3 separate regions of the Homo sapiens genome follow, and all the other regions are linked to region 3. A link is a loop called in an ENCODE intact Hi-C map of the cell type or tissue named here. Cell type or tissue: OCI-LY7. All regions are shown on one strand. Region 1 has its middle 330 kb from the start of ICE1. Region 2 overlaps SRD5A1 (steroid 5 alpha-reductase 1). Region 3 overlaps TENT4A (terminal nucleotidyltransferase 4A).

What was found. Hi-C counts contacts between places; a loop is a spot of excess contacts. Peaks named below come from ENCODE experiments on the same cell type or tissue, not always from the same donor. Only the 100,000 strongest peaks of a DNase experiment are listed, where the experiment ranks them.
Region 1: a loop joins it to region 3, with 5 times the contacts of the local background. A loop is called at or near these places in 2 of 110 quality-filtered maps.
Region 2: a loop joins it to region 3, with 3 times the contacts of the local background. A loop is called at or near these places in 3 of 110 quality-filtered maps.

Annotation. Positions count from the first base shown.
Region 1 is chr5:5,748,062-5,756,061 of GRCh38, forward strand. No RefSeq gene overlaps it. Among named protein-coding and RNA genes, the nearest start is that of ICE1, 330 kb to the left of the region's middle. RefSeq lists enhancers at 4,660-4,719, 4,870-5,009. In OCI-LY7, no CTCF peak of the experiment used is centred here; DNase peaks (open chromatin) are centred at 3,640, 4,970 and 7,980; H3K4me3 peaks cover 3,828 bases; H3K27ac peaks cover 5,002 bases.
Region 2 is chr5:6,647,685-6,655,684 of GRCh38, forward strand. It overlaps SRD5A1 (steroid 5 alpha-reductase 1), which reads left to right. Exons shown (of 5, transcript NM_001047.4): 2 at 4,158-4,324. Among named protein-coding and RNA genes, the nearest start is that of SRD5A1, 18 kb to the left of the region's middle. RefSeq lists enhancers at 1,154-1,847, 1,848-2,539. In OCI-LY7, no CTCF peak of the experiment used is centred here; a DNase peak (open chromatin) is centred at 4,487; H3K4me3 peaks cover 1,637 bases; H3K27ac peaks cover 1,867 bases.
Region 3 is chr5:6,718,508-6,726,507 of GRCh38, forward strand. All of the region lies in intron 1 of TENT4A (terminal nucleotidyltransferase 4A), which reads left to right. Among named protein-coding and RNA genes, the nearest start is that of TENT4A, 9.1 kb to the left of the region's middle. RefSeq lists enhancers at 3,173-3,222, 7,605-8,000. In OCI-LY7, a CTCF peak has its summit at 3,072 (motif pointing right); DNase peaks (open chromatin) are centred at 1,614 and 3,824; H3K4me3 peaks cover 1,571 bases; H3K27ac peaks cover 1,366 bases.

The DNA.
Region 1 (8,000 bases), 970 kb before region 3:
TTAAGTCTTTAATAGCAGTTTACTCTGGGTTTATAAAATAATGTGCATTTTATGTGCAGAAGGAAATTACCACAGTTGTATAAGGGGCTCTTAACTGAAATTATATTTGAGTTGGTGGCACTTGTTATCTGAAACACGGGGATTGAAATCAAAGCTGGCATGGAAGTTTTCTCTGTTTTTGGTGGTGACTTTCACTGAGTCATGCTTTCAGCCTCCCAAGTGCATTGGCATGTGTTATCTCACTGCAGAATAACAATTTTATAAAGAGAGACTTAGATGATTTCACCAGTGAAGGAGATGAGAACCAGTGTTTAGGTGACTTGGCCATGGTCAAAAGCTTGAAGGTGGTATAGGTACAACTTGATCCAACCAAATCTCACATGCATCTGTGCTCTCTCCTCTCTCCACACCTTTTTTCATGGAGGACAACTTGGAGAGGACTTGCTCTTACTGAGGTGACAGAGGAAGGGCAGGAAGCAGTCTTCTGAAAGTTTCTAGTGTATAATAACCATATTTCTTAAACAGCTGAATCTGCATGAGAACAATTCTAGCTAAGAGACAAGGATACTTTGATTCCATTGGGCTATTATTGAGTACTGTACCCTGTAGTTCTGCGTCTGCAATCCTGTGGTTGACATATGTGTGTATAAGATGAGGTATCATCTAGCCACACAAGCTTACATTAATGTTAGTTATCAGAAAAATTTTCCAGGAAAAACAGCCAATGTCTCATGAGTGCCAAATTACTTCAGGGAGGGCCTTATATTTCCAAATTAAATTATTTCAGCAAAGTTTATGCATAAATTCCAAGCATGCAGAGATTATTTAGGAGATGGTTGCTATGGTAGAAAGCAGTGAACATCCTAATATAGAGATAATCACAGTTCATTTTAAGTTATTCCAAAATGTAAATCTTTGTGAAAAGTTGCTGCCAAAATATCTTACTTGCTGAATAGTTTGATATCTGAAGATAGGCCATTCTACTGGAAATTGATATTTGTAATCCTTAGAGAAATTTAATCCAAAATGTTTAAACTCAGCATATTTTCTGAGATCTAACTGTATTGATTTTTAAAGATCTGGATTGCTTGTTTAAATGTTTTATAATGGTTTGTCATATACATAGATGAAATTTTTAAACACAGTTCTTTAAAGAAGGGCAATTATGTTGTTTACAGTTTGTTTTAATGTTATAAACCCTATAAAATGTCTTGGCTTCCATGAGTTTTGTAAAAATTCTTCCCCAGTACTCCCTCATTATTTTAAAATAGAAGTGCTGCGATGATTTTTTTTTTCAAATTTTGAGATACAGGGGAATTGAGAAGACTCTGAGAAGCTAGAATATGAGGTCATACCCACTCACTGGGCTGAGGTAGACACTGTAGGAAAGCCCACAGCGACAAGATTCAGGAGGAAGCCTAGGTTAGCCTAGTGAATTCACCTGCGTGACTTAATAAGTATTTATCACATGATGAAGAATACACTGAGACTATAGGAATTAAGTAAGGTAGCAGCATCCCGTGGAGTCAGAGGCTGACAGGAAACAGGGACTACAGTTTTCCCAAGCTGAGGCAGTGTCTGACCTCACTGTTAGGTGTTAGAGGAATGAGTGCTGGCTCCCAAGCTCAGAATTTAAAGACATGATTTTTGACCCTGGGGGTATTTCAGAAATAAAAGCCTAGATCCAGGAACTCAGATATAAAGATTTAAGTACATGGTGTCAAATAAGAACAAACCTGGAACTAGATAAAGAAAGACTTTTTATCCAAAGGGACTGTTTCAATGAAGGGAGGGGAACTACTGATGTAGGGAGTGTGCTCTGGCCATAACATGTGCACTTGTCTCAGAGGTCAGCAGAAAAGACTCTTCTTTTATAGAAAGAAGTGAATTAGGCTAGAAAGAGCTGGCTTTAGGAGAGTAGGTGGTGTGATGGCACAATCCATCAGGGAGTGTTTTTCTCTAACTGATTCCTGAGAGAGGTGGTTAAGGAGAGATTGTCTGCTGGTTCAGATGGAGGATAAATTGAAGTATAGAGACCTTGGAGAAGGAGAGAAGTTTGGTGGATCAGGTATTTTCCTCAGATTGGTGAGTGAGTGCAAAGAGTTCAGCTCATTATTTAAGAGGCAAGGAATGGGAATTTGAAGGATCTGTGTCTGTTTTTTCCGTAGGTATACAGGGGAGCAACTGTGAGTCTTGTATACGTTACACAGAGAAGAGTGATTCTTTGCAATAAACTGTTTCCCAGGACAAAAGAGGGTGGGAGGGTTTCTTCAATTATCACTATTGTTCAGGATCACAAGGCTCAGGTAAAATTCAACATTGTCAAGGGAACAAAGGACCTAGAACCCTCATGCTAGTCCAAGCTGCAAGTATAATTCAATACTGAATCCTCACATGCAGGACCTAACTCTCATCCTACTTAAAATCATGACTGATCAGACAAACTCAAGTTGCATGAACTGGTCCTAGGGGTGGGAGAGGAATGGTGCACAGATGAAGAGGCAGGTAGGGTCAGACCCGAAGCAACGGGTGTGCTAGTCCCACTCTGTTGGGTCACCGAATCCCTCTTACAATACGGGTTTCATTGCAGAGCTTTCTGTAGATGAGTTTCTTGTATTGTTGCATAACAAGATCTTAAACCAGAAGGTGAAAAATCAGTTGTGACTGCAATAATGACTGCATTGCAAATCCAAGTAACTTTCATTACACAAATCTAAACTAATTCTGAATTTTCCGAAAGCAGAAGACTACGTTTTGTTATTTTACATTGGGAAAATTGTAATGTCCCCAGCCCGACAGAAATGCCCACTGATTCCTCCCAATATCATTAAAAAACATTTAAACTTATAAAGGAAAATTTGCAAAACATTTGTGCACGTTATAAAATGATCTTCAAGCCATCTACATAATTATTTAACAATTAATGAACTATTTGAGGCTTTGCTTGCAAAATACAATATCAGATAAAAATTATGTTTTGCTTTACACTGAAGGAACATACTGCTGCACCATGTAGATAAATCATAAGATAGTGTGTTAGTACTGTGCAATGGGTGCAGATAGCATTCACCAAGATAAGAAAAAAAGGCACCTCACATGATGTTATCCTACTGCTTGAAGAGTTCCTTGAGTGGGGCTGAGTATCGAAGTGGAGGAGATGGTCACAGGTATTTGCGTGGGGAGAAAGGCAGCAGGACTGAAAGGGCAGATCTGAGGGTTATTCATGTGCAAATCCAAAGATTTGCAGACTTTTAAAGTGTAGACAGAGGAAGAGGTTGAACAGAACTCAAAGATATACTCTAGTGATAAGAGTTTATGGTTCTTATTATAACCATAAACTCTTGTTTATGGTTGTGCCTGGAATTACCTTTTTTGAACGGGATGCTTCAATTTGTATTATGAATAATTATGCTATCTGCATGAACTAAATCTTTTAATTGATATACTTAATCCTTTAATGGATTTTTCTAGGCAGCGGTTAATTTTAATATTTAGTTAAGAAATTATCAGTCTTCTGTGGGTTAACTGTTTTTTTTTCTATCTCCTGGAAACTTTTATAAGTTTCTTTCTACCCCTGATATTCTTCAGTTTCATTATGACGTAACTAGATACAGACTTTGAAAGTTTACCCTGTTGCACATACACCCAGGAAACACCTGTGAAGTTATGTCTCTTTTTACTTCAGGGATATTCTAAGCCACTATCTCTTCAAATGTTGCCTGTTCACCATTCCATCTAACTCCAACTCCAGGTGAATGTCGGAGCTTCTCAATTTATCCTTACTCTTTTACGATCATTTTTATGTTTTCTTTGTTCTAAATTTCTCTGTAATTCAGGTTGAGTACTCTGGTGCTGTCTTTTGTTACAGGTATTTAGACAAGCATGAGCAGGCCAGGAAAGGGCCCTCCCTCATCCACTAGGAATGTCAGGTGATGGTTCGACAATGATCACTTTGCCTCTCTAAAAGTGATAAATTGTCAGCGTGTGCCAGGGAGAGGCCATTTACTGATACCCCACAGCTGTTGCAGTAAAGTGTTCATTGAATGCAGGCGCCTGGGAGAAGTAACTTCCTGGGCATGTGCATGAAGAGACAAAATGGCGGAGTATGACCCACTCGGGGCACTCCACAGGAAAAGGGAAGAAAGCCTCAGACCGGCATGTGCACAGCTTCTTAAACACACTGCCTGTGCTCACTTCCCAAGGCTAAGGAGGACACCGTGCATCTGGGAAATAATGCCCCCCCTGAGGGAAGAATCATGGGAAAGGGGCAAGCCTACAAAGTCCTGGGGTCAAGGTTAAACACTGCACCTGACCTCAGTGCCCACTTGGGACTCTTCCAAGCGTACTTTGTTTTCTTCCCTGTTCTAAAGCCTTTTTAAATAAACTTCCACTCCTGCTCTGAAACTTGTCCCGGTCTCCTCTTCTGCCTTATGCCCCTCAGTTGAATTCTTTCTTTTGAGGAGGCAAGAACTAAGGTTGCTGCAGAGCTCTACAGACTCACCGCCGGTTACTTGGATACCTTCCACTGGTAACATACTTGGGGCCATGAGACTTGGATATTTGCCACCACAACATTTTAATTCCCTAACACCTTATTCTTATTACACATTAATTACCCTGTTGAAATTTATTTTTTTATACTTTCTAACTGGCTCTTTAAATAGTCTCTTTCTACTTGGTTTGTGTTCGCTTTCTGTTCTATTGCTCTTATTTTGTCTCTTTGGATGCCACTCTCTCTTTTGGAAGACTGCTCTCTCACTTGCACTTTCTTTGGGATGAATGCTTTCTTTAGTGAGTTTGTGGAGCTCAGACTTCCATCACTGGGACTGTCTTTCTTCACGTGCTTTGGAATTTTAGTTTCCAGGCTTGTCTCAAGTTGTTTCATGTGTATGTTCACCTGTGCTTAATTTTCCCCTCCCTGTCTGCACACAGATATAATAGCACCCACTTATTTGCAGTTTCACTTCTGTGTTTTCAGTTACCTTTGGTCTGTGAACCCAAAATAACTCAGTCATATCTCAGTCAATTTAGAAAGTTTATTTTGCCAAGGTTAAGGACGCACCAGTGACTCAGCCTCAGGAGGTCCTGATAACATGTGTCCAAGGTGTTTGGGGTACAGCTTGCTTTTATACATTTTAGGGAGACATAATACATCAATCAATACATGTAAGATTTACACTGATTTGATCTGGAAGGGCGGGACAACTCGAAGGTGGGAGGGGGGACTTCCAGGTCGTAGATAGATGTAAGCATATTTTAATTGGCAATTGGTTGAAAGAGTTATTATCAGTAGAACAGAATGTCTGGGTTAAGATAAGGGGTTGTGGAGACCAAGGTTTTATCATGCAGATGAAGCCTCCAGGTAGCAGGCTTCAGAGAGAATAGGTTGTACATGTTTCTTATCAGACTTAAAGTCTGTGTTGATGTTCATGCTGGAAGGGTAGAATGAGGTTAGGTCCAACCCCCTCTTCCATCATGGCCTGAACTAGATTTTCAGGTTAACTCTGGAATGCCCTTGGCCAAGAGGAGAGGTCCACTCAGATGATTGGGGGCCTTAAAGTTTTATTTTTTGTTTATAGGTCTACGGTGGCCCAGAAATATTAAATAAAAAATTCCAGAAATAAACAATCATAAGTTTTAAATTCTTTCTGAATAGCATGATGAAATCTCTCACCATCCTTCTCATCCTGCCCAGGACAAAAATCCTCCCTATGTCCAGTGGATCCACACTGTCTACACTCCCTGCCTGGTAGTCACATAGCAGCCATCTCAGTTATCAGATTGACTGTTGTGGTATCACAGTCCTTATATTCAAGTCACCCTTGTTTTACTTAAGAACGGCCCCAAAATGCAAAGGTAGTGATGCTGGCATATTATCATAATTGTTGTATTATTAGTTATTGCTGTTAACTCTTTCTGTGCCTAGTTTATAAATTAAACTTTACCATAGGTACATATATAAGAGAAAACATAGTACATAGAAGGTTTGGTGCAACCTGTGGTTTCAGTGTTCACTGGGGGCTTTGGGACACATCTTCCTTGGAGAAAGGAGACTACAGTGCTACTAAGGCTTCAGGGGCCCATTAAGGCCTAGTTCAGAACTCGGTTCATATCAGCTCTTCAGCCCTGTCGCTGCAGGGACACACGATGGTAAGTGAGCCTCACTGGTCCCTGCTCACAGAGGTCTCCTCCAGTCTATGCTGCTCAGCAGGAATGGGTCTCCCATCTGATTCTGAGGTCTGAGTCTTGACTCTACTAAACACAGTGTGTTTGGGTCCCATTTCTGCTTCACAGGAATGCGTATCCCATTTTAGTGAGGTTATGCTCTTGTAATACATTTTTGTAAATTCACTACTCGTCTTTACCTGAAGTAGAACAAGGAGAATCCCATGGGGAAGGCACCTGACTCAATGTGTTTTTCTGACCAATCACTTCCTTTCTTTGGTGCTTACAAGACATGCTTGAAACTAGGTAATTCCAAGCTAACTTTCCAGAGGTCCCTGTCCTGACATCTAACAGCAACAGCCTTAGCCAGAGTCAGCCAGATGATCAGTTTTAGAAATTGAACCCAATAGAGACAGCCCTGGGGGATCCTGCCTTACATTTGCACCTGTACTTCAATTATAATTAAATTGTTCATCTGGTTGTTTGCTTCACTTACATGTTAAGAAAAACAAGACTCATTCTGTCTCAGTGACTTGAAAGTTTGGTTTGCTACTGTAAGCAGAAAAAAAAATAGGTGTGATTAGTGATTTCCAGTTTCATTGGAAACTGAATATGTTTTTTGTTTTGTTTTGTTTTGTTTTTGAGATGGAGTCTCACTCTGTCGCCAGGCTGGAGTGCAGTGGCGCAATCTCGGCTCATGGCAACCTCCACCTCCCAGGTTCAAGTGATTCTCCTGCCTCAGCCTCCCGAGTAGCTGGAACTACTCAGGCACCCGCCACCATGCCCGGCTAATTGTTTGTATTTTTAGTAGAGACAGGGTTTCACTGTGTTATCCAGGATGGTCTTGATCTCTTGACCTCATGATCCACCCGCCTCGGCCTCCCAAAGTGCTGGGATTACAGGCGTGAGCCACCGCACCCAGCCGGAAACTGAATAGGTATTACAAGGAAGGAACAGTCTCTGTTTTCCTGAACTTCCTCCCGTTCAAGTTAAACTGGAGAAGATCATGCCAGGAGAAAAGTGAGTATTTCTTCTTTAAATGATCATAGTGAAAGCTTCCTGTCTTTGTGTTAAGACTGTTTACATCACAGAATGAGTAAATGTTAGAAAATTGAAAGGACACTGGGATATTTATGGAAATTAGCATTCACTTGAGACATTAAAATGAGGATGAAATATTTATATTTTCTACTCAGCTTATAAATAGAGTATTTCCCTGTTGAGATTTCTCCCTGCTGTTATAATGCTAATCTTTTTATTCAAATGTTCACAGACTCTCCATTTTCAAGATGAGTGATGTGGGTTGGGCCTGAGTCCTGGTGTTTCCTTGGGTGGAGGTCCTCCCTTGTCATCAAGTTCAGAAGTGAAATAACAACAAATGCTCTGGCATTTCGGTGGCCTCATCCTTTGTACTGGATTGCCTTTCTCTCTTGTTTTCAGAACCTCCATGAACATAGGATTTGAAGTATCTCTTAACCTTAGGAAAGTCTGTGACGTTCATAGCATTCATTGTGGCAAAACTTGTAGATACTCAAAATCTACTCTGTATGTCAGTTCAAGTCACACTTTTATGAACAATAACAGTAGCAATATTTGGAATAAGAACTATTTTAAATAAATGTTCATCAATTGTCTTAGACAATGTTAAGAATGTGTGGTATGCAAATAATTCCTAAAGATGTCAATACATTCTGCCCCAAACTAAAATAAAAATGTATTCATGCACCATTGAGCTTGTGGGCAGAGACTTTGGGGCTAGAAATGAACTGGTCTGTTCCTCACGGTAATCACTGCAGGTGCCCATTGGTGCATCTGGGTGTGAGAATGGACGGGAG
Region 2 (8,000 bases), 71 kb before region 3:
GAATACAGCACACCGATGGGTCTTGTCTCTTTATCCAGTTTGCCAGTCTGTGTCTTTTAATTGGGGCATTTAGCCTGTTTACATTTAAGGTTAGTATTGTTATCTGTGAATCTGATCCTTTCATTATGATGCTAGCTGGTTATTTTGCCTGTTAGTTTATGCAGTTTCTTCATAGTGTCAATGATCTTTACAATTTGGTATATTTTTGCAGTGGCTGGTACCGGTTGTTCCTTTCCATGTTTAGTGCTTCCTTCAGGAGCTCTTGTAAGGCAGTCCTGATGGTGACAAAATCTCTCAGCATTTGCTTGTCTGTAAAGGATTTTATTTCTCCTTCACTTATGAAGCTTAGTTTGGCTGGATATGAAATTCCAGATATGAAAGAAAAGAAAATTCTTTTCTTTCAGAATGTTGAATATTGGCCCCCACTCTCTTCTGGCTTGTAGGGTTTCTGCCAAGAGATCTGCTGTTAGTCTGATGGGCTTCCCTTTATGGGTAACCAGCCCTTTCTCTCTGGCTGCCCTTAACATTTTTTCCTTCATTTCAACCTTGGTGAATCTGACAATTATGTGTCTTGGGGTTGCTCTCCTCGAGGAGTATCTTTGTGGTGTTCTCTGTATTTCCTGAATTTGAATGTTGGCCTGCCTTGCTAGGTTGGGGAAGTTCTCCTGGATAATATCCTGAAGAGTGTTTTCCAACTTGGTTCCATTCTCCCCGTCACTTTCAGGTACAAGAGTCAAACGTAGATTTGGTCTTTTCACATAGTACCATATTTCTTGGAGGCTTTGTTTCTTTTCACTCTAAGTCTTCTCGCTTTATTTCATTGAGTTGATCTTCAATGACTGATATCCTTTTGCCACTTGATTGATTTGGCTATTGATACTTGTGTATGCTTCACGAAGTTCTTGTGCTGTGTTTTTCAGCTGCATCATGTCTTCACCTGTTCTTCTCTAAGCAGGTTATTCTAGTTAGCAATTCCTCTAACCTTTTTTCCAGGTTCTTATCTTCCTTGCATTGGGTTAGAACATGCTCCTTTGGCTCAGAGGAGTTTGTTATTACCCGCCTTCTGAAGCCTACTTCTGTCAATTTGTCAAACTAATTCTCTATCCAGTTTTGTTCCCTTGCTGGCAAGGAGTTGTGATCCTTTGGAGGAGAAGAGGCATTCTGGCTTTTTGAATTTTCAGCCTTTTTGCACTGGTTTTTCCCCATCTTTGTGGATTTATCTGCCTTTGGTCTTTGATGTTGGCGATATCGATACTATTTTTTTTCGGTTTGTTAGTTTTCCTTCTAACAGGCCCCTCTGCTGCAGGTCTGCCTGAGTTTGCTGGAGGTCCGCTCCAGACCCTGTTTGCCTGGGTATCACCAGTGGAGGCTGCAGAACAACAAACATTGCTGCCTGTTCCTACCTCTGGAAGCTTCATCCCAGAGGGGCACCCGCCAGATGCCAGCCAGAGCTCTCCAGTATGAGGTGTCTGTCGGCCCCTACTGGGAGGAGTCTTCCAGTGTGGATACACAGGGGGTCAGGGACCCACTTGAGGAGGTTGTCCCTTATCAGAGCTCGAACTGTGTGCTGGGAGAACCGCTGCTCTCTTCAGAGCTGTCAGGCAGAGACGTTTAAGTCTGCTGAAGCTGCGCCCAGAGCCGCCCCCTCCCCCAGGTGCTCTGTCCCAGGGAGCTGCGGTTGGCTCTGCCCAGTTCGAACTTCCTGGGGCTTTGTTTACACTATGAGGGTAAAACCGTCTACTTAAGCCTCAGCAGTGGTGGATGCCCCTCCCCCCACCAAGCTCTAGCATCCCAGGTCAACCTCAAACTGCTCTGGAGCAGCGAGAATTTCAAGCCAGTGGATCTTAGCTTTCTGGGCTCCATCGGCATGGGACCCACTGAGCCAGGCACTGGAGAGAATGGTCTGCTGGTTGCGAAGACTATGAGAAAAGCGCAGTGTCTGGGCCAGAATGCACCGTTCCTCCTGGTACAGTCTCTCATGGCTTCCCTTGGCTAGGAAAGGGAAATCCCTTGACCCCTTGCACTTCCTGGGTGAGGCGATGCCCCACCCTGCTTCGGCTCGCCCTCCGTGGGCTGCACCCACTGTCCAACCAGTCCCAGTGAGATAAGCCAGTTACCTCAGTTGGAAATGCAGGAATCACCCACCTTCTGTGTCGATCTCGCTGGGAGCTGCAAGACCGGAGCTGTTCCTATTCAGCCATCTTGCCCGCCCACCCTTCACAATCTATTAATATATAGAGAGCAGTAATATTGCCCAAAAAGGGAAAGTTAATCTTTGTGGTTAATCCTCTCCCCTGAGTCTCATTTTGCCTTTTCTAGAATTTCATAAGTCTAAATTGGATTTATTTCATTGGTAACAGTGCTATTCATGTTGTCTTTCTTTCTTCTCGGGTCAGTTTTGGTCATCTGTGTCTTTCAAGGACTTTGTCTATTTCATCAAGTTGTTAAATTTATTGGTATAAGGTTGTTCATAATAGTTCCTTATTATCTGAGTGGATCACGTGAGCCCAGGAGTTCAAGACCAGACTAGAGATCAGACATAGAGAGACCCTGTCTCTACAAAAAAAAGTTTTTAAATTAACCAGGTGTGGTGGTGTGTGCCTGAGGTCCCAGCTACTCAGGAAGCTGAGGCAGGAGGATCACTTGAGCCTAGGATGTTGAGGCTGCAGTGAGCCATGATTGCCCCACTGCACTCTAGCCTGAGTGACAGAGCAAGACCCTGTCTTGAAAAAAAAAAAAAAAGAGTTCCTTATTATCCTCTTAAGGTCTGTAGGATATGTAGTGATGTCCCCTCTTTCAATGTGTTATACACTTATATTAAAAAGAAAATTCAAACAGAGAATAACATTTTGCATTCTCTTTATAATTTTCTAATTTCTTGTCCTTTTATTTTAACTCCTTAAACCTTTAGTAAAATGCACCTAAGCCAGTGTGGTACAACAGAACGTGATCTTTCTTTTTTTTTTTTTAATTATACTTTAAGTTTTAGGGTACATGTGCACATTGTGCAGGTTAGTTACATATGTATACATGTGCCATGCTGGTGTGCTGCACCCACTAACTCGTCATCTAGCATTAGGTATATCTCCCAATGCTATCCCTCCCCCCTCCCCCCCACCCCACAACAGTCCCCAGAGTGTGATGTTCCCCTTCCTGTGTCCATGTGATCTCATTGTTCAATTCCCACCTATGAGTGAGAATATGCGGTGTTTGGTTTTTTGTTCTTGTGATAGTTTACTGAGAATGAACATGATCTTTCAATTGCCCCGATTTACATTTAAGCTCAGCCACTCACTAGCTTGTGGCCTTGAGCAACTTACTTTACCACTCTGAGTCTTAATTTTATCCTCTATCAAATGTGGATAAGAGTGCCTCTGCCTGGTTAGCTGAGCTGGGGGCAAGGAGTTGCTGGGGGAATTGGGGGTGGGGCTAGCAGGTGAAAGTGCTCAGTGAATGGAAGCCATTGCAATGGTGATGGATGATGTGATGATGTGTTCCAAATCTTATTACTTAGACTAGGACTAGTTAATGGTTTTAGGATAGTGGAAATCTTGAGAGCCTCTTGAAGCCCCTAGTTTTCTCAAATTCAGTGTATTCTGTTTTATATTGCATGTAAGTAGAATCTGGAGTTTGTACACTGTGGTAAACATGATTGAAACGTGGTAATGCTTTATTGAAAAATCTGCTTTTTGGCTGGATACAGTGGCTCACGCCTATAATCCCAACATTTTGGGACAACAAGGCAGGAAGATCACTTGAGGTCGAAGTTTGAGACCAGCCTGAGCAACAGATTGAGACTTGGTCTCTACAAAATAATAATAATAATAATAATAAGTGTGGTGGCACATGCTTGTAGTCCCAGCTACTCGAGAGGCTGGGACAGGAAGATCGCTTAAGCCCTGGAGCTCAAGGCCGCAGTGAGCCATGATCAAGCCACTGTACTGCAGCCTGGGCAACACAGCAAGAACCTGTCTCAAAAAATAAAATTAAAATCAAAATCCACTTTTAGCTTAGATATAATAAATTAGTATAAATGTTACTGAGGATGACATTTGTACAAGAAAGTAAGATTTAAAACCCAAATCATTTAAGATAGGATTACAGAAATGATTATCTTTAATTTTTTAAAAAATTGTGCCTGTTTCTTGTTTCCTAAGGTGCTTAATTTACCCATTTCTGATGCGAGGAGGAAAGCCTATGCCACTGTTGGCGTGTACAATGGCGATTATGTTCTGTACCTGTAACGGCTATTTGCAAAGCAGATACTTGAGCCATTGTGCAGTGTATGCTGATGACTGGGTAACAGATCCCCGTTTTCTAATAGGTGAGTGTCCACAGCAGTGAACTCCGCCTTGTTCACATCATTGCTTTTATATTGATGTCCCAGTGGTTTCTAATGAGAAAGTCCAAGCTTCCTGTGAGAACAAAGACAACAGAGAAAGCAGCAGCACCCCGGAGTCCCATGGGAGAGCCCAGCTGTCTCAGCACAGCTGGGGGCAGAGAGGTGACGCAGGTGCTGGGCACCTTCCCCCGCACGGGCAGGCACTGAAGCACAGGTGCCTGGTCAGGCCAAGAACCCAAAAATAGCAGTGGGCTGTAGCAGAATGAGCAGGGACTAAAGATTGAGACCCTTTGGCCACTCATTGACCACATAATCTCCTGCGGTTCCTTCCATGACATGAGGAAAACCCAGACTGGGTTAGCTTCCTACAGTGCAGCTTCTGTGATTCTATGAACTTGAATCAACTTTTAGGTCTATGAAGTTGTTGAATTTTTTTATTTGTATCAGTTAATGTGAATTAATGTACATTTTCAACCTCTAATTATAACTTTTTAAGTTCTAAGCAAAAATGAAAATAAAACAGCCATCAAAAATATTTGCAAGAGCATTAAAAATTAACACTCTGGCTGGGTGCAGTGGCTCACACTGTAATCCTAGCACTTTGGGAGGCTGAGGTGGGCAGATGACTTGAATCCAGGAGTTCAAGACCAGCCTGGGCAACATGGCGAAACTCCAGCTCTACAAAAAATACAAAAACGTAGCTGGGCATGGTGACACGCACCATGGTCCCAGCTTACTCAGAGGCACTGAGGTGGGAGGATCACCTGAGGCCAGGAGATCAAGGCTGCAGTAAGCCATGATTGTGCCACTGCGTTCCAGCCTGGGTGACAGAGTGAGACTCTGTCTCAAAAAAAAAAAAAAAAAAAACTCAGGGATCTTATATATAAGAAAGGTTCTTCTATATATTTGTTTAGTCTATCCTAGCATTTAGATATTAAACCATACTGAGGTGTTGCTTACAATGGTAGCATGCTAAAAGTCTGAAGTCAGTCTGTCAGATTTGCAAACTACCCTGCAGTGCTTCACCTTAAGCTACATAAAGTGACCTTACATTGCATTGTGCTTTTTCTCCATGTGTATTAATTTATAATCATAGAAATAAACTAACACTTGGATAGTACTTTGTTGCTGAGAGATCCCTTTCACATTTCTCAGCCATGTTTTTTGTTGGTGAATTAGAATTTTATTCCAAGGTTTCATCATACCTGAGGATCGTTACAGTGAGACACCTGTCCCTCCTCTACAAAAGGAGGGTTGGCTGAGAAGGCGTTTCAAGATCCTTTTCTAGCTCCAGAGTCTGTGCCTCCATGAAATGCTAGACTAAATTCTTTGGTACTAAACTGTTGTACACTACCCCCAAATATCTTCTTGGTTTACCTGCTTTTTGACTACTTTATTTTCTTCTGCCCTACCTGTCAAGAGGAAGAACAGGCTTTTGAGTTCCTGTGCAGATCACACGATTTATGCCTCCCCATGTTCTCTGAGGCAGAAAGGATGTCCCTAAGATGTGAAAGGTCAGAAGAGTTACACAGCTGGCCCAAGACATCTAGACGCAGTGAATGGCAGAGCGGTGATTTCCACCACCTCACCAAGCTGAGCTTCCGCAAGTGGTAACAAGGAATAAGAGGAAGGGGAATTTCTTTCTTTTTTTCTTTTTAACTAAAGATACAGATTTTAAATGTTTGCCAGAGAGTCTCATGGGACTCACCTCTATGGTGAACAACAACAGAAGAACCCTCCTGTTTAAAGTAGCTCCGCAGATGGTTCGCATCACGTAGAGGTGACTGTGAAGCTGGTCAGAGATTCCAAACACCAATCAATTGTAGACAGACCTCTTGACTTCTCTACAATTAAACAGAAGGATTTGAAAAGGAAAAAATATGCCAAGTGGAAGACAATCTAGGTTACCTTTTGTGTGTTATATTTATTGCCTAGAGTTTATTGTTTTTGTGAGGAAACAGACGTGAAATTACATAAATAAGTAATTATGCCTACTGTAGTTACCATGAAGTAATAAGCAAATAATAATAATATATTTTTTTTTTTGAGATGGAGTTTCTCTATCGCCCAGGCTGGAGTGCAGAGGTGCAATCTCGGCTCACTGCAACCTCTGCCTCCTGAGTTCAAGAGATTCTCCTGCCTCAGCCTCCCGAGTAGCTGGGACTATAGGTGCATGCCACTATGCCCAACTAATTTTTTTTATTTTTTTTAGTAAAGACAGGGTTTCATCATGTTGGCCAGACTGGTCTTGGACTCCTGACCTCAGGTGATTCACCCGCCTCAGCCTCCCAAAGTGGTGGGATTACAGGTGTGAGCCACCATGCCCAGCAAATTTCTAACAAAAGGTTTTTCAAAACAGCAAAAGTGGTTAATCTAAAATATTTTATAGAAAGATTTTAAGTTTTTTTTTTGTTTGTTTGTTTGTTTTTTCTTGAGGCAGCCTGTCATCCAGGCTGGAGTGCAGTGGCGTGATCTTGGCTCATGGCAACGTGTGCCTCCCAGGCTCAAGCAATTCTTGTGCCTCAACCTCAGAGTAGCTGGGATTACAGGCTTGCGCCATCTTACCTGGTTAATTTTTGTATTTTCAGTAGAGATGGGGTTTCACCATGTTGGCCAGGCTGGTCTTGAACCCCTGGCCTGAAGTGATCCACCCACCTTGGCCTCCCAAAGTGCTGGGATTATAGGTGTGAGCCACTATGCCCAGCCAGATTTTAAGATCTTATAAATGGAATTAAATATTTAGCTTAGATGAACACAAGTACTAGTTTTCTTCCAATCTAAGCAATAAAGGGAGCTTGTCTCCTGGAAGAAACATAAAGTAACCATGTTATTTAGACAACATGATTCCTTTCTAGAATCTCATATTGGAAGCCAAATTACCTAGGGGTGAAATACTAAAATCCCAAAAAGGTAGCAAATCAACTATAAATGTATGGATCCAATAAATGACTTACAAAACGTATTATAAAACTTGGTATGAACTGCTTTGCTTAGGAAAAAAAAATAAAAGCTGATTACAGTGGCAAAATCAGAAGGAAGAAATCTTGAAACCCTTGCTATAGACCAGAAGGTTTTCCATGTCCTTTTTCTAACTGTGAAAAAGTATTCAATGTCACTGGTGATGACTCAGATAATAATGATGCCCCACGTGTACATTGATTTAATATTGAACTGAATGCCAGCACTAAGCAGCATCTGTCTTTCCCATTTTAAAAAAGTATATCAGAACCATCAAGTTAACCTCTTTTTATCAATATTTCTTTTATAAAACACTGTTTTGGCCTTTTGCCTTTTCTTGATGGAATTAATTGATGTGATACTAACAACTCTCCTTTAAGTGATGAAAAATCCCTGCGGATTCGTAAGAATAGGAGAGAAAACTGGGGATACCGTGGGATTCTGGGGAGAACCATGCAGGCGGCCACGGGAGACTCTTGTCAAGAACCGAGGAGGAAGGACTGACCGAGCAATGCTGATTGATGAGCCTGCAGGAATTCTGCTGTGGGGGAAACATAGATGCGCATTAATTTGTTTAAATGAGGTTGTAAATAAGAGAAGACCAGAGATCTACTCCTAGGAACTGCCACCCTTCAAGGGGTGACGTACAGCCAGTGGTGACAGAGCAGCACAGGAGCATCACCCCTCCTGGTTCATGTGG
Region 3 (8,000 bases):
AGGGTGGCGGTGGCACGTGTGGACCTTGCTTTCTGAGTTTCACTCTCCGAGTCCCAGAGGTATAAGCTTGTGAAGAGAAGCGTGTATGTATGATCACACTAAGCAGATACTTGCTCCTGCACTGTTGGAGGAGGAAGAGGAGTTAATTTCATCAATTAACTCTTCCAACACTCCTTCCATTTAGTAATAGCATCACTTGTTCCTGTCTTTTGTTCCATGGCCAAGCTCCACAAGGTGAAATTGAAAATCGAGTGCAAGACACTGGCTGTGCTGGAGTTGAGGAAAGTTTTGCTGGAGACCTGCTTGCACCATATGTCTGGTCACTGATAGATGAGGACTGGCCAGGTCAGGACAGCTGACACTTGGAGAAGGGGCTGCCCAGGAGGGCATGACAGACTCTGGAAAAGGAGGGTCGGAGTATTAAACTGGCTGGGAATGAGAGGCCTCCAATCTTTTCGCAGGAAAAAAAAAAAAAGGCTTAATGCTCGTGCTGTGGAAGTCAGAATGGAGCAAAGTGGGTTCTGTCTGTCTTGCTGCTGTGAGCGTGTGATGGAACAACAGTGTCATTTGCTTTTTCTCAGAAATATTTAATGCATGTTTGTGACATAATTTTTCAAAGTAATTTTAAGTAAATATTTTAAAGTAAAAAGTTCTAAGATTTGTGTCTCAAGGTAAAGTCTCAAACGTTCTTTGGTCACTATTTAATATGAGATTTTGTCCTCATTTTAAATGGATTCATGTAAGCGTCCTGTGGAAGAAGAGTTAATAGTTATCCTTGGAAAATAAGAACTTTTTATGCCTCAGTTAGGTCATATGGTTTAGGATCTGATTTTGTAGTTGTGGAGTAAAGGTTAAGAAAAAAAAACAGCAAACCTTGATATTCAAATTCAGAAACTTGATTTTTGAGGATGCAACCAGAATTTGGACTAAAGGTACAGAGGGGTGGCAGAGTCAGACCACCCAGACTTGCAGAAGATTGAAGAAGCCGCAGTGCTGCCATGAAGAGGCCCTTTCTAGGAGGTGTGGCTGGCTTGTCAGTGCTTTGTCTTCTCTGCAGTGAATTGGATGGCAAGCCTCGCCCTCTTCGAAAGCTGCCACTCTGAACCTGCCTTGAGAAGCACCTCAGGGAGGGCAGGCAGGTGGTCTCAGTCAGCGCTGACAGGTGTCCAAGTTACCTGACCTGTTGGGAACATGTGCCTGAGTGAGGTGGCCAGGATGCCTTTTCTCCCAACACTGGGGATGCACACTCGTCAGCATCCTATTTTTGAGATTTCTATGTTGTGGTAGTTCTCTGTTGCTGTGTAGCAAATTAACATAAACTCAGAGGCTTAGAAGAACACTCACTTATGGTCTTAAGGATTTTGTGTGTCAGATCAGGGATGGCGGGGCTGGGTTCTCTGCTTAGGCTTTTGCAAGGCTGAAGTCAAGGTGTTGGCCAGCTGTGTTCTCAGCTGGCACTCAGGGTCCTCTTACCAGCACATTCCTGTTATTGTCAGAATTCAGTTCCTTGCAGGATGGAAGTCCTTGATTGCTTGCTAGCTGCCAGCAGGGGAATTGGGTAGGGCGCTGTCAGCTTCTTAAGGCCACCTGCATTCCATCTGCAAAGCAAGGTACTTTGAATTTCTCTGATGTTTTCCGCCAGCTGGAGGAAGCCCCCTGTTTCTATGGGCTTGTGTTATTGAGTCAGGCTCCTGCAGATAACCTGCCTACCTGAAGGTCATGTAGTAGTACAACATGATCATGGTGTGATAACCTCATCAGAGCCACAGGTTCCAAGGAGTAGGGTGTAGGACCTTGAGGGGAGGAGGTTCTTCTGTGGGTAGACTTCCCCTGGCATAGAATCCGTTGATGAGCAGGTTGTGGTTCTTCTTGTCCAACACTTTTCCCCTGACTGGACTCCAGCCCATCGCAATGACTCTTGCAGATTGCCAGTTCCGTCCTCTGGCTTGGTGGTTACTACTGAACTCAGGCAGCCACTATAACCAGGAGAACCTTTCTGTGCTGCACTCAGATGAACATTCTTTAAAATATGTCATTTAAGAAAAGTTTGCAGGACTACTCGGGAGGCAGAGGCAGGAGAATCCTTTGAACTGGAGAGTTGGAGGTTGCAGTGAGCCGAGATCGCACCACAGCACTCTAGCCTGGTGACAGAGCGAGACTCTGTCTCAAAATAAATAAATAAATAAATAAATAAATAAATAAATAAATAAATAAAAGTTTGCAGGAAAGCCGTGTGAATATATGAAAATACAGTGATTGAAAAGTCCTGTTCACGAGGTGTCCTGCATTGGCTAGTTTAGGAAAGGGGTCTTTCCTATGCAGGTGGGGGTTGATGACTTACCCAAGAGTCACCTCTGGAACCCAGTTCTCTTAAGTTGATAGCAGTCTATCTTTGCTTTGCAGAAGATGTGGGGAACACTTGTCCTGCAAGCCCAGGTTCGTAGCAATGTTGGCTTCCCCAGAACCTTGGCTTCAGAGCACTGTGCCTCCTTTAGGAGGCACAAGAAAACTCCCACACGGTTCTTCCCTCTGTCCCTTCCTGAGCCCCCTGAGTGTTTGGCTCTTGTGGAGTTGCTGCTATTACTAAGTTGATCCCACTGCCCTCCTGAGTCTCCTCAGGGAAGGAGGGGCTGTATTGTAGCCCGCATTCTTAGTGCCAAGCACACGGTAGCCACTAAGTAAGTATCTCCCAAGAAAGAAGAGCAGGAGGAGGATCTGCCAACTCAGGAGAGCAGGTGGGGGATGGCAAGTCTTCGGAGTATTCATAAACCAAATGCTAAGGGAAACTTTTGTTGTTTGTCTTAGAATTTTAAAAAATAAAGTCTGTTGCAGTTTATCTGCTTTCCTTCCTGGAGAGTGGCTAAACTAGTGTTCTGTTTTACAATGTAGAATGCAAAAGCAGAAAACATTCAAGAAAATTCTATACTGTATTTGAAAAACATCACCATTTAGTTTTAACTGCTCTTTGTTTCTTATTATAAAAATTAATACCTAACTATGAAAAGTTAGAAAGCCTGGAGAAGTATGGAGGTGAGTTGTCCACCATTGGGCCACTAGAGAGTGCCCTATGAGCCTGTCCCTGGTGTCCTGGACTCTGGTGGTGTGCACTGCATTTGCTGGCAGTGAGCCAGGGGGTGGGCCACATCTGGGCCCGGGCGGGGTGGATCTCTGCAGAAGTTTATCCATCTCTTGGCTGACAGGGTGGGCGAGATGGGAGCAGCTCTGAGGGTCCCTGTTGGCAGAGAATGTCTTTGATTATCAACAACATGCCTTTTTGTTGTGGGCTTGTGATCCTTTTCTTTCCTAAATCAGCTGCCGTGCATAACCAGTTAGGCTCTCCTGTGGCTTCAGATTGGAGTTAGTTTCCCAAGTGCTAGGATGTGGGTGTTAGGTGATTTCTGTCTTTCCGTTTGAAAGAGATTTCAGATCATTGTAACATTTCTGGAATCCTGTCGATCTGAAGGAATGGCTAGGATGTAGTAGTTTAAGGGAAATGAAAAGTCGAATGTATTTTGATGTTTCTGCATCAGACCTGCTCGGTGGAGTCCATTTCTCAGCTTCGGGAGCCACGTGCTTGGCTCTTGAGAGCCTAGCTCCATCAGCCCATGTCACACACTCACAGGTCTGGCTTTAGCTGGTTTCGCCATGGTTTCTAACTTGAGCCTCAGTTTCCCCCCCTGTGAAGCAGAGCCTGTGGCACCCACCTCAGAGAGTACATGAAAGACTTGGAAGCACTCTGTGAGTTGTCATGCGAGAGATTAAAAAGGCCACCGCTGCCCTTTTCTCCTCTCTTTAAGGAAATTGAAACCAAAAATTAAGTCCTTCTTGCCAGCTGGACAGGAAAAGCCTTTTTCTTGGTTTTTGAAAATACAACTTCCACTTTCAGACCAAAGTGAAAACTGCTAAAGACTGAATATTCTGAGTCTTGGGAGTGGGGGGCTAGAGGGGTGTTGTGAATTGAAAGATACCTTTCTATTTTTAAAACATTTTAACAATGCCTTAATGATGAATAATGTCTGTTCTAGTTTTGCATTTGTTAGTTTTTTTTTTTTTTTTTTTTTAACTGTTCTGAAGGTACATCAGCACTGTTCTACAGCTTTAAATAAGAATCTCATCTCCCCAGAGGCAAGGGTACTCTTGATGTATTTGCTCAGGGCTGTATGTGCTGCTCCGTGTAACTCATTTAAAGTTGGTTAAGGTTTTTTTATTTCTTGCACATAGTAGAAGGAGTGGATGAAGTGTTTTCTGAACTCTTTGCAGCTTCTAACATAGTGTTCTGTGTATAGTGAAGGAAAACAAAATTAAGGGCCAGGGAACATTAAGTAGGCAACTAGAACAGCACTGTCCAGTAGAACTTCCTGTGGAGATGGAATAATTCTATTTTTGCACTAATACAGTAGCCACTGGCCATATGTGACTTTTGAGCACTTGAAATGTGACAAATGCAACTGAGGAGCTGAATTTTAATTTTATTTACTTTTAATTAAAATTTAAATGGCCATGTATTTAGACAGCTCTGAACTGCAGTAACTTTAGGCTCTATTTGAAACAGTGTTTGATTCAGTAACTGTTGCTGAAATAAATTGAAACTCATACAACAGTAAAAGCTGTGTTACTCAGCAAGTTATCACTGTGAAAGCTCTAGAAATTGTTTGAGTTTCCAATGCAAATCCTTTTCAAAAAGCCGCTGTTTTAATAGCACATGAAGCATAAAATAGGTTCATAGCAGAGCGCAGCACAGAGCAACATGGAGCAACTGTTATGACCTGGAGTGTCTCCAGTCCAGCATGCAGGTGATAGGTCTCAGCATTTTTGCACGCAGGTTAATGATGGTGCAGACGGTCACTTCCTTCTCTCAACAGTCTTCCTGGTCACGAGCACCATTGTGGCTCGTGTGTGGGGCTCTTTTGGCTTAGCTCTCTGCACGAGTTTGCTCCTTTAGTTCCCAGAGCTGACCCTTGAAATGAGTGATATTACTCCTGTTTTGTAGACAGAAAACTGAAGCCTTGACAGTCTGACGTGACCTGGCAAGAGGTGCTGCAGTTGGAAATGTGAATTCACGGCTGACATCTGGGCACTTTACTCCTAACAGTGTTCAGTGAACAAGACGTCGCTAACATGCGGGGGATGGAACCTAGCAACTCATTCTACAAACATGGTTCAAATATGTTGGTGCAGGGCCTTTTGCTTTGTTTTCCTAAAGAGATTAGATTCAGATGTGGTGGGGTGCTTTGACAGCCACCGCAGGACAAAGTTGATAGCTGTGGGGTTGCGGAGTGTTGAGGATTTCATAGGGAAGCCAGTCCTGCGCAGTAGTACGCTCAGGTTCGTGCTTTCTTGAGGTGTTCCAGAACTGGCCTGGAGGGAGGCTGCAGTGTGGAAGCGGGATTTCTGTCACCTGGAGTATTCTTAGAAGTTGCATTCTATGAAGAGTGGAGCATCTGATGAGCTGTTTACTCGCTGTTTCATCTGACGGCAGTTGAAAGACAAGGCAGGACTGGCAGCGCAGCTGCCTCAGTCAGCACTGCTGCACTGGGGGCTTGACCTGCAGTCTCGCAATCCTGGACTATAACTCATTTTGAAGAGAGAAAAATTAAGCATTAAGTGATTCAAGCGTCTTGCCCAAGGCGCTACTAGAAAATAAAGGCACTGGTGCCCAGATGCAGGTCTGCATGGTATGCAAGCCTGGGCTTCTTCCCACCTCCCCCACAGAGAGGGCACTGGTATGTTGGAGTGAAGAGCCACGCAAGACCTCTGTGAATGGGCAGAGATGGGCCAGTGACGCAACACAGTAAAGTGTATTTTGGTTATAGGCATCGTCTCTAAACTTATGTAAAACATTATTAAAAAATGGAAGGACAACGATGAAATGATGGCCAAAAATATAGAAAAGGATACCTTGCATGTCCTGTGAAATGCAAAGGAATTCTAAAGTGTCATTATGAGTTACCTCATGGAAGAAAGCAAAAGGTGAATCTATCTAGAGTTTGTGGTTCTGACTCACAAGAGACTGATGTTCATGCTGAAGGACGAGTGTGACAGGTGGAAGGATAGAGCACCGAGACCACACTCTAAAGGGTAGGAATCTATGGGAACTATTCAGGGAGATGAAAGCATGGAATGAACTGAAGCTTGCAGACTCGTTGAGTAAAAAGCGCGTTTTAGGATTGGTTTTAGAATAAAATAACAAGGCCTGTGGTTGGGGAAGATGACTTGCTGTTCACAGAGCCTCCCTTAATAGGTGGGGACCTCAGCTTTTCCTCTGCTGCCATCAGGTGAGTGGTGTACAGTCCTAGCCACAGTAGTAATCACCACTGGCCTGACTGAGCCCTCACCCTTTATACAGTGTCTCCTGCCACCCTCCTGGGAGAGGCTGTTCTCGGCACAGCTGGCCTGGGGTCACACAGCTGGTAGGTGTAAAGCAGGCATTGGAGTCCAGGTAGTCTCACTCCGTAGCCTGTCTCTTTAGCCACTGGAAATGTAGAGCAAAGCGAGAATTGTCCAAAGAGATAAGCTAATAAAGAGGAAAACAGGCTGGGTGCAATGGCTCACGCCTGTAATCCCAGCACTTTGGGAGGCCAAGGAGGGCGGATCACAAGTTCAGGAGATCGAGACCATCCTGGCTAACACAGTAAAACCCCATCTCTACTAAAAATACAAAAAATTATCCGGGCGTGATGGCACGCACCTGTAGTCCCAGCTACTTGGGAGGCTGAGGCAGGAGAATCTCTTGAATCCAGGAGGCGGAGGTTGCAGTGAGCCGAGATCACACTACTGCACTCCAGCCTGCGTGACAGAGCGAGACTCCGTCTCAAAAAAAGAAAAAAAAAAGAAAACAATTATGCTGAGTTCCAGAGAAGTGATGTCTGTCTTCTCAGGAGAGATGCCGATGCTGTCTGAGGGCCTGCCCAGTCTCCACATGATTCAGAGACTCCAGAGATGGACAGCTAGTGCCCTGATTTTCCCAAGAGGATTCTGAGGGTGACTTCTGTCAACCAAACAGGAGGACCTGGTGCTGTCATCACCAGTTGTAGAGAGGCTGCGGACCACCTGCTGTGTGTGCCATCTTACACTGCCATTTGCTGATTGCTTCAAAGCTAGAGGTTGTTTCTAAGAGTGCTTCGTGCTAACTAACTAAAACATAATGACATTGTTTTTGTAAAACTGATCCGTGGTTTGTTTTTTAAAGCAGAAAGCTCTAAAGTCACTCAGTCCCACCACCCAGAAGCACAAGCAGGTGGCTGCCACTGTAGGACCTCTCTCTCTAGGCTCGTGTAGATGGACACATGGATTGGTCAGTAGAAATACTTTTATTAAAAGTCTTATCTTTACATAAATTTGCCAAATTATTAATTTTGCTTGAAAGGGAAAGGTGTCCAACTTCAGTTGGAAATACTAGTTTCTAAGAGATACTGCTGAGACTAAGAGCATAAAACATGATGAAAACCTTAAGTGGCTAAGTGCAGCAACGTCAGAGTAAAAGCTTTGATGAAGTCTTGGTTTGCTTGGGCTGTGTAGGTTGGAGGCTCAGCCTTTGTTTCTCCCTCCTCTGGTGCCCAGTGGTGGTGTTTGTGTCCGTGAATTTTCAACCTCTGTAGTTTGTTTGTAGTTATGACCACTGTTGCACCGAACCCTTACCGAGGGCCAGGCCCTGTGCTAAGCACTTGCCAGTGTGGATTTATTAAGTCTTCATGACAGCACCATGTAGGGGGAGCTGCGTCCCTGTGTTGTACTTGGGACGCGATCTGACCTCAGGCACTTCAGGCTCCTGAAGGGTCTGCAGTCTCGTCTCTGCCTGGGAAACCACGATTTGCAGCATATTCCACAGACCTCATGCTCATCATCAGGAGGCTTCCCGGGACTGCTGCCTGAGATTTCTAAGTTCCTAATGTGGTTCATGCTTCTGGTGAGTTTCTTTGAGGCGACGCCCCCTGCGTTGCCTCTGGTCAGCTCAGTCCTGTGGTCCTGCAGGGCATCCTACAGTGTCCTCTGTCTGTGAC